Linked DNA regions of Homo sapiens: region 2 is linked to region 1. A link is an interaction called in ENCODE POLR2A ChIA-PET data of the cell type or tissue named here. Cell type or tissue: PC-9. All regions are shown on one strand. Each heading gives the region's core, and the rest is flanking DNA. Links, peaks and the distances in the headings are about the cores only.

Evidence for each region. ChIA-PET counts read pairs that join two places held together with the same protein. Peaks named below come from ENCODE experiments on the same cell type or tissue, not always from the same donor. Only the 100,000 strongest peaks of a DNase experiment are listed, where the experiment ranks them.
Region 2: POLR2A ChIA-PET joins it to region 1 with 10 read pairs; 2 of 35 experiments call an interaction of 5 or more read pairs at or near these places.

Annotation. Positions count from the first base shown.
Region 1 is chr1:182,953,938-182,959,548 of GRCh38, reverse strand. It overlaps the pseudogene LOC100271717 and the pseudogene KRT18P28. Among named protein-coding and RNA genes, the nearest start is that of SHCBP1L, 3.6 kb to the right of the region's middle. RefSeq lists enhancers at 968-1,479, 1,480-1,990. In PC-9, for the core only: no CTCF peak of the experiment used is centred there; a DNase peak (open chromatin) is centred at 3,148; H3K27ac peaks cover 1,329 bases.
Region 2 is chr1:183,415,150-183,420,760 of GRCh38, reverse strand. NMNAT2 (nicotinamide nucleotide adenylyltransferase 2) reads left to right here and starts at 2,381. Exons shown (of 11, transcript NM_015039.4): 1 at 2,381-2,578. The coding sequence starts at 2,494. In PC-9, for the core only: no CTCF peak of the experiment used is centred there; a DNase peak (open chromatin) is centred at 2,380; H3K4me3 peaks cover 1,950 bases; H3K27ac peaks cover 1,498 bases.

The DNA of each region.
Region 1 (5,611 bases), core at 1,805-4,304:
GCAGATTAAGGAGAGGACCACAGTGGTCACCATGCAGTCCACTGAGGTTGGAGTTGCTGAGATGACGCTCATGGAGCTGAGACATACAGTCCAGTCCTTGGAGATCAACCTAGACTTCATAAGAAATCTGAAGCCTAGCTTGGAGAACAGCCTGAGGGAGGCGGAGGCCCACTGCACCCTGCAGATGGAGCAGCTCAATGGGATCCTGCTGCACCTGGAGTCAGAGCTAGCACAGACCTGGGCAGAGGGACAGCGCCAGGCCCAGGAGTATGAGGCCCTGCTGAACATCAAAGTCAAGCTGGAGGCTGAGATCACCACCTACTGCGGCCTGCTGGAAGATGGCAAGGACTTCAATCTTGGTGATACCCTGGACAGGAGCAAGTCCGTGCAAACCATCCAAAAGACCACCACCCGCTGGATAGTGGATGGCAAAGTGGTGTCTGAGACCAACGACACCAAAGTTCTGAGACATTAAACTGGCAGAAGCAGGATACTCTTTGGGGAGCAGGAGGCTAATAAAAAGATCAGAGGTTTAAAAAAAAGCAATAAAAGTTATTTTAGCTCTCTTGCTTCTGCTCCAGCCATGTAAGATGTGCCTGCTTCCTCTTTTCCTTCCGCCATGATTGAAAGTTTCCTGAGGCTTCCCCAGAAGCTGAGCAGGTGCCAGCATTGTGCCTCCTGTACAGCCTGTAAAACCGATGGCTCTAGGCAAGATGTTATAGACAAATGAGAATGATGCCATCCCTCAAAATGTTATAAGGACATTTGGGTAGGGACTATCTAGACAAATAGAATGGACGGATACTGGCTAGATGGAGGAAAGACATTCTGGAATTTGGGGCTAAGAGTTGAAGGCACTGAAAAAAGAGACTTGGTATTTGAACCCTCGTCTTGCCTGGCATCTTATCCTGCAATCTTCAAGAAGTTGACTACACCATGAGAGTCAAGCCAAATTTGGGGAGTGAGAAAGAGACAAGGCTTTTCTGTCAAGAAGAGGGACAGTGGCTGTGCATGCTTCACTTTTCAGGACCACTTGGAAGAGTGCGAAAAACTCTTCCACCCCTTTCTTCTCATACAGCACAGAGTAGTTTGATGGTGAAGAAAGAGAGGGATCAGGCTGAGCACAGTAGCTCACTCCTGTAATCCCAGCACTTTGGGAGGCCGAGGCGGGCAGATCACTTGAGCTCAGGAGTTGGAGACCTGCCTGGGCAATATGGTGAAACCCTGTATCTACTAAAAATACAATAATTACCCAGACATGGTGGTGCATGCCTATCGTCCCAGTTACTCGGGAGGCTGAGGCACGAGAATCGCTTGAACCAGGGAGGTGGAGGTTGCAGTGAGCCGAGATTGCGCCCCTGTACTCTAGCCTGGGTGACACAGCAAGATTCTGTCTTGGAAAAAAAAAGAGAGAGAGAGAGGAATCCCTTTCTGCTGTTGGGCTTTTATCACTCTAATCGTTGCTATTGTTATTCATCTCCCAAGAGTAAATGGGAAATCTACTTCTCACTCAGTCCATCCTCTTGTACCTGCAGGGAGACTCTCCAATGTTGCTGACTGTTTTGAATTAGCACATTTCTTTGCAGTCCCCCATATCCACCAGGATACATTCCAAGGCCCCAGTGGATGCCGGAAACCGTGCATAGTACCATACCCTACATATGCACCAATTACTTTTTTCTCCTTCACAATTTCACAGATAGAACATTTGTTCTTACCGTAGATCTTCGCAACTTCAGTAGAGAGTTTTTTCTTTTTTTTTTTATTAAGTGGAGAGTTAGTTACTTACTTAGAAATGTTTCTTTTCTTATTAGGTTTTTTTTTTGTTTTGTTTTGTTTGTTTGTTTGTTTGTTTTGAGACAGAGTCTCGTTCTGTCTCCCAGGCTGGAGTACAGTGGTGTGATCTCGGCTCACTGCAACCTCTGTCTCCTGGGTTCAAGCGATTCTCCTGCCTTAGCCTCCTGAGTAGCTGGGACTACAGGTGCCCGCCACCACGCCTGGCTAATTTTTGTATTTTTAGTAGAGACAGCGTTTTACCATATTGGCCAGGCTGGTCTTGAACTCCTGACCTTGTGATCAGCCCACCTCGGCCTCCCAAAGTGTTGGGATGACAGGTGAGAGCCACTGTGCCCAGCCCTTATTAAGTCTTTAAGTGGGAAGCTTTTCTTTTCACTTTTATTTTATTTTATTGAAATATTATAACAAATCATTGAAGAAGATAGTGTTATCATTCCATTCTGATAAAACCAATTAACTTATCCAAGCATGTGCATGCTGTACACAGAAGATCCACCGTTAAAAAGTCCCTATTTTTACTTACTTTTCTTAGATTCAGCGGATACATGTGCAGGTTTCTTATATGAGTATATTATGTAATGCTGAGGCTTGCACTTTTAATGATCCAGTCACCCAACTAGTGAGCATAGTACCAAATACATAGTTTTTCAAGTCTTGCCCCCCTCCTTCTCTCCTCCTTTTTGGAGTCCCCAGTTACTGTTGTTCCCTTCTTTGTGTTCACATGTACCCAGTGTTTAGCTCCCACTTATAAGTGAGAACATGGTTTTCTGCTTCTGTGTTAATTTGCTTAGGATAAAGCCTTCCACCTGCATCCATGTTACTGCAAAAATCTTGTGCCTTTTCACAGCTGTATAGTATTCCATGGTGTATATGTACTACATTTTCTTAATCCAATCCACTACTGTTGGGCACCTGGGTTGATTCCATATCTTTGCTATTGTGAAGTGCTCCAATGGACATACAAGTGCATGTGTCTTTTTGGTAGAATTATTTATTTTCCTTTGGATATATACCCAGGAATGGGATTGCTGGGCTGAATGGTAATTCTATTTGTAGTTCTTTGAAAAATCTCCAAACTGCTTTCCACAGTGGCTGAACTAATTTACACTCCCACCAACAGTGTGTAAACCTTCCTCTTTGCTCCACAATCTCACCAGCGTCTGTGAATTTCTGACTTTTTAGTAATAGCCATTCTGACTGGTGTGAGATGGTAATGGTATCTCATTGTGAAATTCCCTATATTTTTATATGATTCTCAGGGGGTATCATGGGTCTGAATACTGACTCATGCCCTGGGCATGACTTCCACATTGCAGAATTGAGAAGTTGACCCAGAAATGCATTTCAGGCTGAGCAGACAATTATCAGAGGAGCTGGCTAGACCACAGCTGTGGTCAGATGTGTCATAGGGACCATGGCCTTTCTGTAGACTCATGGTCAGAGGTGGAGAGGAGCTGTGAACCTTCTTGTGAAAAAAGTCAAGGTGAAAGCTGCCCCGTGGTGATGGGCGCTGGGCCTCACCTACCACATACTGTGCATCTCCTGGCCTGCTGGGCTCAGTCCCCACCCCACTGCTTGGCACTCGACTGGCAGAATCTGAGTGATGCCTTCTGCACTCCCTGCCCTGCTCTGCCACTGGCTGTGTCTGAGCCAGAGGATCAGTGCTCAGCAGCAGACTCTCCCAAAACCCATCATCTGGGCTGAACCCAGTTCATGAATCCAAATGAAAAGCCGGTGACCATCTGTCACTGGGGAGATTCTGAGGCTGTTGAATACCAGCTGTACTTTGAAGGAAGCCTTTCTGCCATGGAGAGACCAAAACCCCCTGAATGGATTAACAAAGTTGAATTCCACATCCTACTCATGACCTTCCGCACAGCAGGGCTATACAGCTGCTTCTATCTGGCTGGGGAGCTCTGGTCGGAGCCCAGTGACTCTGGATCTGGTGGTAACAGGAGGGAAGATCCAGCCGCACACAGTGCAGATATGGGAATGTCCAGGCGGAGTTCCCCATTGGTCCTGTGACCACAACCCACAGAGGGACATACCGATGTTTTGGCTCCTATAACAACCATGTGTGGTCTTTCCCCAGTGAACTGGCAAAGCTCCTGATCATAGGTGACATTGAGAACACCAGCAGACCCCACCTCTTCTGGCTCTTGGGACACCTACCTTTTAACCAGAGACGGGACTCCAGAAAGACTGTGCCCTCTGAGACCACACTGCCCAGAATCTCCTTCAGATGGGCCTAGCTTTCCTTGTCCTGGTGACTCTGGTGTGATTCCTAGTTGAAGACTGGCTCAGCAGGAAGAGGACTAGAGGGCGAGCCAACAGAGCTTCCACTTGGGATTGCGGCAGAAGGTTGAGAACACAAAGACCCCTTGAAGAATGACCAAGAAACGCAGTGGCCATGGGTGGAACTGAAAGCCGATCTTGAGCCTGGGCATTGGGAGCTCTGTGTTGGGAGAAGGGAGTCATTGTAGGAAAAAGGGACAGTGGTATTCCATTTGTCAAAGCATCCTGGAGGAGACAGGAGGTGGGAGAAACAAGCTAAATTTCTTTGGGAGGCAAAAAAAAAGAAAAAAGTTGTTTTAAAAACTCAGCTTAAGTATCCCTTCTTTGGAGAAGAAAGGTCCTTTTCTCCTACAATGTGGAATATATGTGTATATATATACACACACACACACACACACACACGCATATATATACACACATAAATAAATACAAATTATTTGTGTGTATATAAATATATATATGTATGTATTTATGTGTATTTACATAAATAAAAGCATGGTCCTTACCAAACACAATCATCTACTGACCCATCTGTATCTTTCACTAGGATTACGAGGGCAGGGATTTGGTCTTTTACCTCTATAACTGTGGCATCTACGCATTGTGTGGCATGTAACAGATTTCTAACAAGTATTTGCCTTTTGGAGGAAAAGGGAGCTGTTGCTGTTTTTAAACTTTGGCCCAGGACAGGTGGTCTTTATTATTCAGAACCTAAGAATTAAAAAACCCATAATTTATCAAAAACAAACTTTTGAAGAAACACTAGAGTAAAACATTTGTGTGTGTGTGTGTGAGTGAAATATGCAGTTAGTATTGTTATAAACAAAGTCCAGGACTCAACGAAAGGAATAAAGTAAGAATAGAATTGAAACATGATGCATGTTGTAATTATTCCCTAAACTACAGTAACATGATGTTAATTTTTTTTTTTTTTTTTTTTTTGAGACGGAGTCCCGCTCTTTAGCCTAGGCCGGATTGCAGTGGCGCAATCTCGGCTCACTGCAAGCTCCGCCTCCCAGGTTCACGCCATTCTCCTGCCTCAGCCTCCCGAGTAGCTGGGACTACAGGCGCCCGCCACTGCGCCCGGCTAATTTTTTGTATTTTTAGTAGAGACGGGGTTTCACCGTGTTAGCCAAGATGGTCTCGATCTCCTGACCTTGTGATCCGCCCGCCTCGGCCTCCCAAAGCGCTGGGATTACAGGCGTGAGCCACCGCGCCCAGCCACATGATGTTAATATTTTCCTCAAAATAAACTCAGAATTTAACATAGTGTTCTTCCAGACGAGTGTGAAGGAAGGCAGGTGTTTTCCCAATGCTGTTCTCCTTGGGAGCTGTCAGCTTCAGTGCAGTATTTCACAGCTAGACTGTGAACAAACGTTAATTCCAATTGGCTCAATATACATTCAACAGTAAAATACCAGAAGTGAGTGGTCTCTGTTGTTCTCCAAAATGTATGATCTGGAACAGACTTTTATCGTGAAAGTGTTCATAGTTTGCACACATCACTCCCAGCTGGAAG
Region 2 (5,611 bases), core at 1,151-3,650, 460 kb before region 1:
AACCCCATTATAAATATATATCAGTTCTTAGGAGTCTTCTATTTAAACTAGAAATTTTATGCGTATTAGGGTTGATTTGCTATTCATCATAATTTAACAAATATTTACTCCACACCTACCACATGCTCTTGGATAAGAAAAAACACAGTGACCAACTCACTAATATGGGGTGGAAATTTATCCAAGAAACTTGAAGCCCAGGATAGGTACGTATTTGTACTTGTCAATCTCTAAGTTAAGAATTATTGGCTCTGGCTGGGTCTGTGGCCCATGCCTTTAATCTCAACAGTTTGGGAGGCTGCCGTGGGTGGATTGCTTGAGGTCAGGAGTTCAAGACCAACCTGGGCAATATAGTGAGATCCCATCTCTACAAAAAACACGAAGAATTAGCTGGACATGGTGGCAAACACCTGTAGTCCCAGCTACTTGCAAGGCCGAAGTGGGAGGATTGCTTGAGTCCAGGAGATCGAGGCTGTGGTGAGCTGAGATCATGCCACTGCATTCCAGCCTGGGTGACAGAGTGAGATCCTGTCTCAAAAAAAAAAAAAAAAAAAAAAAGAATTATCCTCTATATCCAATTCATCTGCAAAGAATTATTGGTTCTTTCTGTTGTATAAGCATAGAACATCTATCTTCCCCTACCATTCTCAATTTCAGTCTACTCATTGTTTAAGCCAAATTTCAAAATCTATAAAACATATCCTGAGACCATCTACTTCTCGTTGCTCCCGTCTCTATAAACCCTGGTCTCAGGACAACTCCACTTGCCTAGGCTACCAGATTTTCCTAAATGCTTTCCTTGTCTTCCCATTTGCCCTCCCTTTCCACCCAGCAGCCAGAGTGATCCTATAAAAATGTAAATTACATATTATTCCCCTGCTTAAAAGCTTCAGTGGCTTCCTTTTGTTATTATTCCACTTAGAAAAGTGTCTAACTCTTGCCCTAGTCTACAAGCCCCATTTGATCTGGCCCTGATCACCTGCTGCTCAGTCTTCTATCATTTTTCCCCTTGCCCATACTTTCTAGCATCACTGGCCTTTCATTTCTATGAATACAGTAAGCCCTTCCCTGTCCCTGAATACGTGAGCTAGCAACTACTCCTGTCGCTCAGGTCTCACTGAAATGTCACCTCCCCAGAGAGGCCTTCTCAGACTACTTGATTCGTCCTCTCTTCTCCACTCACTCTCTGCTCTGTCAGAGAGTAAATTGCATTCACTTACTGTGCATTGCACAATTGCCATCTAATATTTATTGTCTATCTTCCTCCAGTAAAATGAAGACAGTGACTTTGCTTCACCAGCAGGGTTTATAGCAATACTTGACACATAATGAGCCCTCAAGAAACACTTGTTAAATGGTAAGTCTTTGTCTCAACTTTGGTAGCTTATGGAGGATCCCCATCATTTTCTTTTTTCTTTTTTTTTGTTTCGAGATGGATTCTCGCTGTCGCCCAGGTTGGAGTGCAGTGGTGCGATCTTCGCTCACTGCAACCTCTGCCTCCCAGGTTCAAGCAATTCTCCTGCCTCAGCCTCCTGAGTAGCTGGGATTACAAGCACTCGCCACCATGCCCGGCTAGTTTTTGTATTTGCTTTTTAGTAGAGACAGGGTTTCACCGTGCTGGCCAGGCTGGTCTCGAACTCCTGACCTCGTGATCCGCCCGCCTCGGCCTCCCAAAGTGCTGAGATTACAGGCATGAGCCACCGCACCCGGCGGATCCCCATAATTTTCTAATACAGTTTTAGTAACTCTGCCCCCTTCATGTTCTCTCAAACGGATAGCATTGCTTCGCCCACGAAAAGGATCAGTATTGCAGAGGAAGGGCTTAGATCACCCCTATCTCTCTGCAGCCAGCAGATCAAGATTTGGACTCAACTCAATAGTTTGGAATCATCAGATAAAGGAAAAAGGAAAAGCAGAAATGAATACTACTGAAATAAACAATGGTCATTTCTCACTTAAAATTTTGAGGAAGAGAGAAAGAAAAAATACCTTAAGATCAAACATTTTTTAACTTGGAGATGTTAGAGAAAGTAGGGGGGACAGAAAAATGTTAGAATGAGGAGGAAAACTGAATCAAGATGAGGCAAGAGGCAGAAAGAGCTCACACCATGCTGTGGGCTCTTGGTTCTGAGCTTGGATACCACGTCTTGCCTTCTGGATAAACTCTAAGGAAGACAGTGATGGAGTGAAGTGGGCTGGGGGCGATAGAGAGGATGGGGTGGGGCACCAGGCGAGAGATGCGAAGGAAGCCAGAACGAAAAGAGAGCGACCGAGGAGAGAAGAGAGCAGAGCAATACAAAAGCAGCCTCGGATCTAGCCGGAGCTGCAAGCGTTAAGGGGAGGCGGAGAGTGACGCGGTTTGCGTCTGGAGCGGCTCCTTGGAGTCCACAGCATCCACCGCCGGAGCCTCGCCTTCCTTTCTCCCTCTGCAGACACAACGAGACACAAAAAGAGAGGCAACCCCTAGACCACCGCGAAGGACCCATCTGCACCATGACCGAGACCACCAAGACCCACGTTATCTTGCTCGCCTGCGGCAGCTTCAATCCCATCACCAAAGGGCACATTCAGATGTTTGGTGAGTCCTCCCGCCCACCTCTGGAAGCCGCTTCCGCTCCTCTCCTTTCCCAGGCACCTGTGTTTTCCAGGGCGATCGAACGGGAAGGCGTGTGCCCCTTCGGAGGGGTGGGCCGGCTCATCCAGCTGGTGGAGGTCGGCCCCTTCATTTTGGACTCAGGGGAGGGTACGCAGACTGCGTTTCCGAGGCGTCACTTGCCGGGGCCAGACCCGGCTCGCAGGGGGCCAAAGGTGGGGGATGGGAGGGGACTAGAGATGAGTATCATTTGGGGCTGGGCAGGGGTTCGAGATACCAGAACTGGAGTGTGGCGGTGCGGTGGTTCGGCTACCAGGCTGGCGAAGACCGGGATGGGGGCAGAGGTTGGGGCGCCGAGTAGGGGAGGAAGGGGCTGGAGATAACGTGCTGTTTGTTTAGGATGGGCCGAAAGCTCGAAGGAGTTAAATCATGTATGTGCCTGGGATTCGCAAACACACTCGCGCCCGACACACCGGTGACAGGGGCTGGGGCTTCAAGATTAATTTCGGATTTGGCTGGTGATTCTGGGCGGCCCAGGGACCAGTGTTTGGGAATTGTGGGCCGTGTATTGCCCGCGCGAGGTGGATGCTGAGTGAATAGGGAGGGGGCCCTTTTCCGCCTAGGTTCGGCCTCAGGGACCCGCTGCCTAGGACGGGGAGGGGGCCGGGCGGAGGCTGCGGGAGGCCCTGCGCGAGCCGGAGCCGAAGGATCGGGGCCCAAGTTGGCTGAGGCTCTGCCCAGGGTGGCGATGGCACTCGGAAGGCTTGAGGCGTCTAGTGTGTGTACGAATGTGCGAATGACTGTGTGTGAGTATATGCGTGTGCGTGTTGGGGGGAGGGGACTTATCGCGCGTTTGTTTCTTAGAAGCTTTGGGGCGTGGAGTCAGAGAGAGCGAGCGGGGGCATCCGGCTGGCTGGTTCGGGGTCCAGCAGCGGTAGGGGAAAGGTGATCGATAGATGCCTATTGGAGGTCTCGCGCCACCGGTGGGAAGCCACGCGGCTTCGCAGCTGCTCGTAGGACTCAAAGGCGTGGGGCATGAGCGTTTAGACACGGAAAGAGGGACGCGGAGGTCACTTTAGAAGCAGGAATTGAGAAGTTAGAAGTTGGGGGTGCTTTTTCTTGAAACTGAGAGAAGCGAGGAGTAGGGAAAAGCGAGTGGGCTGGGATGGATGAGAGAGCGTGTGGGAGGCCCTGACCTGGCCCGCCAGCAAGGCGCTCTCCAGAGGCGGCGGTGCTGAAATGCAGGGCGCGCCGGAGCTGGATGCGGGCACACGTGTTTATCCGGAGCCTGAGGACTGCGCGAGCCCTCCTAGGGAGGTTTAGTGAAAACCACACCACAGCGGTAAAGACAGGGCGAGGTGGCTTAGGCTAAAAATATTCATCTTTAAACTTAAAAGGTGCGCTGAACTGGGCTCGCTTGTTAAAAACCTCATGGAAAGAATATAGAACTACTTTGAGCAAAGGGCAAATCGGGTAGGCATATCTACACGATAGAAGGAGGGAGGCTGAGAGATAGCCATCCCTTCTTCACCATTCCTTCAGCTTTCAAAAGTCTTTTATTAAGAACCAATGCCAACTTGCCTGTTAAATAAGGACTTCTGTTCCAGCATCAGGGTAGACAAGAGCATGTCATCAGTCTTCTAAGGACTATCAGTGCCCTAAGAACACTCCACTTTCACTTTCCTTTGATGCTGGTGTCTTCATCCCTTTCCTTCTTTTCCTGTCTGTCCATATGTCCTCTAGCACTTTATGTTGATGCGCTTTACTCCTCTCCCTTGACCAGGCAATGATGGGTTTTCCTTTGGAACCAAGAGAAAGGAGGAGTAGGGAAGAGCCATTGGGCTGGGGATGAAACTCTGTGGCTCTAAGAATCTTTGATGACCCAGCAGGTACTGCTCCTTTCTTCCTGAAGCTAGGAAATCCCAGTTGTTTTAGATTACAAGAGAAACAGATTTGGATTGAGAACCAAAGATTCTGTCTTGTAGCTGAAGATTCTTTGTTAACAGTAATAAAGGCTTTTGTTAAGCGAATGCTGACCTGCCAATTCTCCATGAGCTTCAAGGATAGACTATGTGGAAATAGACCTGAGTTGCAGTGGAAGGGTTTAGATATAGAAAGGTGAAAGGAGACTTTTGGCAGTAACGATTATTTACTTAGTATAAGAACTGAGGACCAGGGCAGAATGTGAACAAAGTCCTTTGCATGTCCATTAAAGTATAATTCAGAGAGTAATACAAAAAAAGGATATAATATGTTCACTCACTATGGCTTTAAGGAGTTTATTACCTAATGAAGAATTTAGCACATAAACAGGTGAAAATGAGGCAAGAATAAGAACACAAAATACACATTCAACTATTTTTGGTAGAATGTCTTATTGGAATCTTTGAGCTCTGGATAAATTTTATAATTTATTTTTGTAGAGCAGTTCTGGTTAACAAAGCCATTTCATCTATGTTATGTTACTTATTCCTGTTAAAAACCTTATAAGAAAAACATTATTACCCTTATTTTACAAATGAGAAACTGACAGAAGCCAAGTGACTTATGAACACACATGGAGAATGGGTGGCACTGAGACTTGAGCCTCATGTTCCTGATTCCTCTTGCAGAGGCCTTCATACTGCAACAAAGGCTGGAGGAAGTGCCCGCTCATCTTCTGACTGCATAATTCCATGAACACTCTATTTTCATGAACCATAAACTAAGAGAATTAAACTGGCCATCAACTAAGTGAGATTCATATATGTGCTTTTCCTTAAGATCTTTGTCTCATGTCTAAAGAAACCAGTTATTTATGAACTATTTCCTCCTTTTAAATTGCTTTAAAAATTTTCTCTGTGACAACACGGAAATAATTAATACAACTAAATTATCAAACTTTTGGCCAGGTGTGGTGGCTCACTCCTACAATCCCAGCACTTTGGGAGGTGAAGATGGACATTAACACATGAGCTCAGGAGTTTGAGACCAGACTTGGCAACATGGTGAAACCCCATCTCTACAAAAAATATAAAA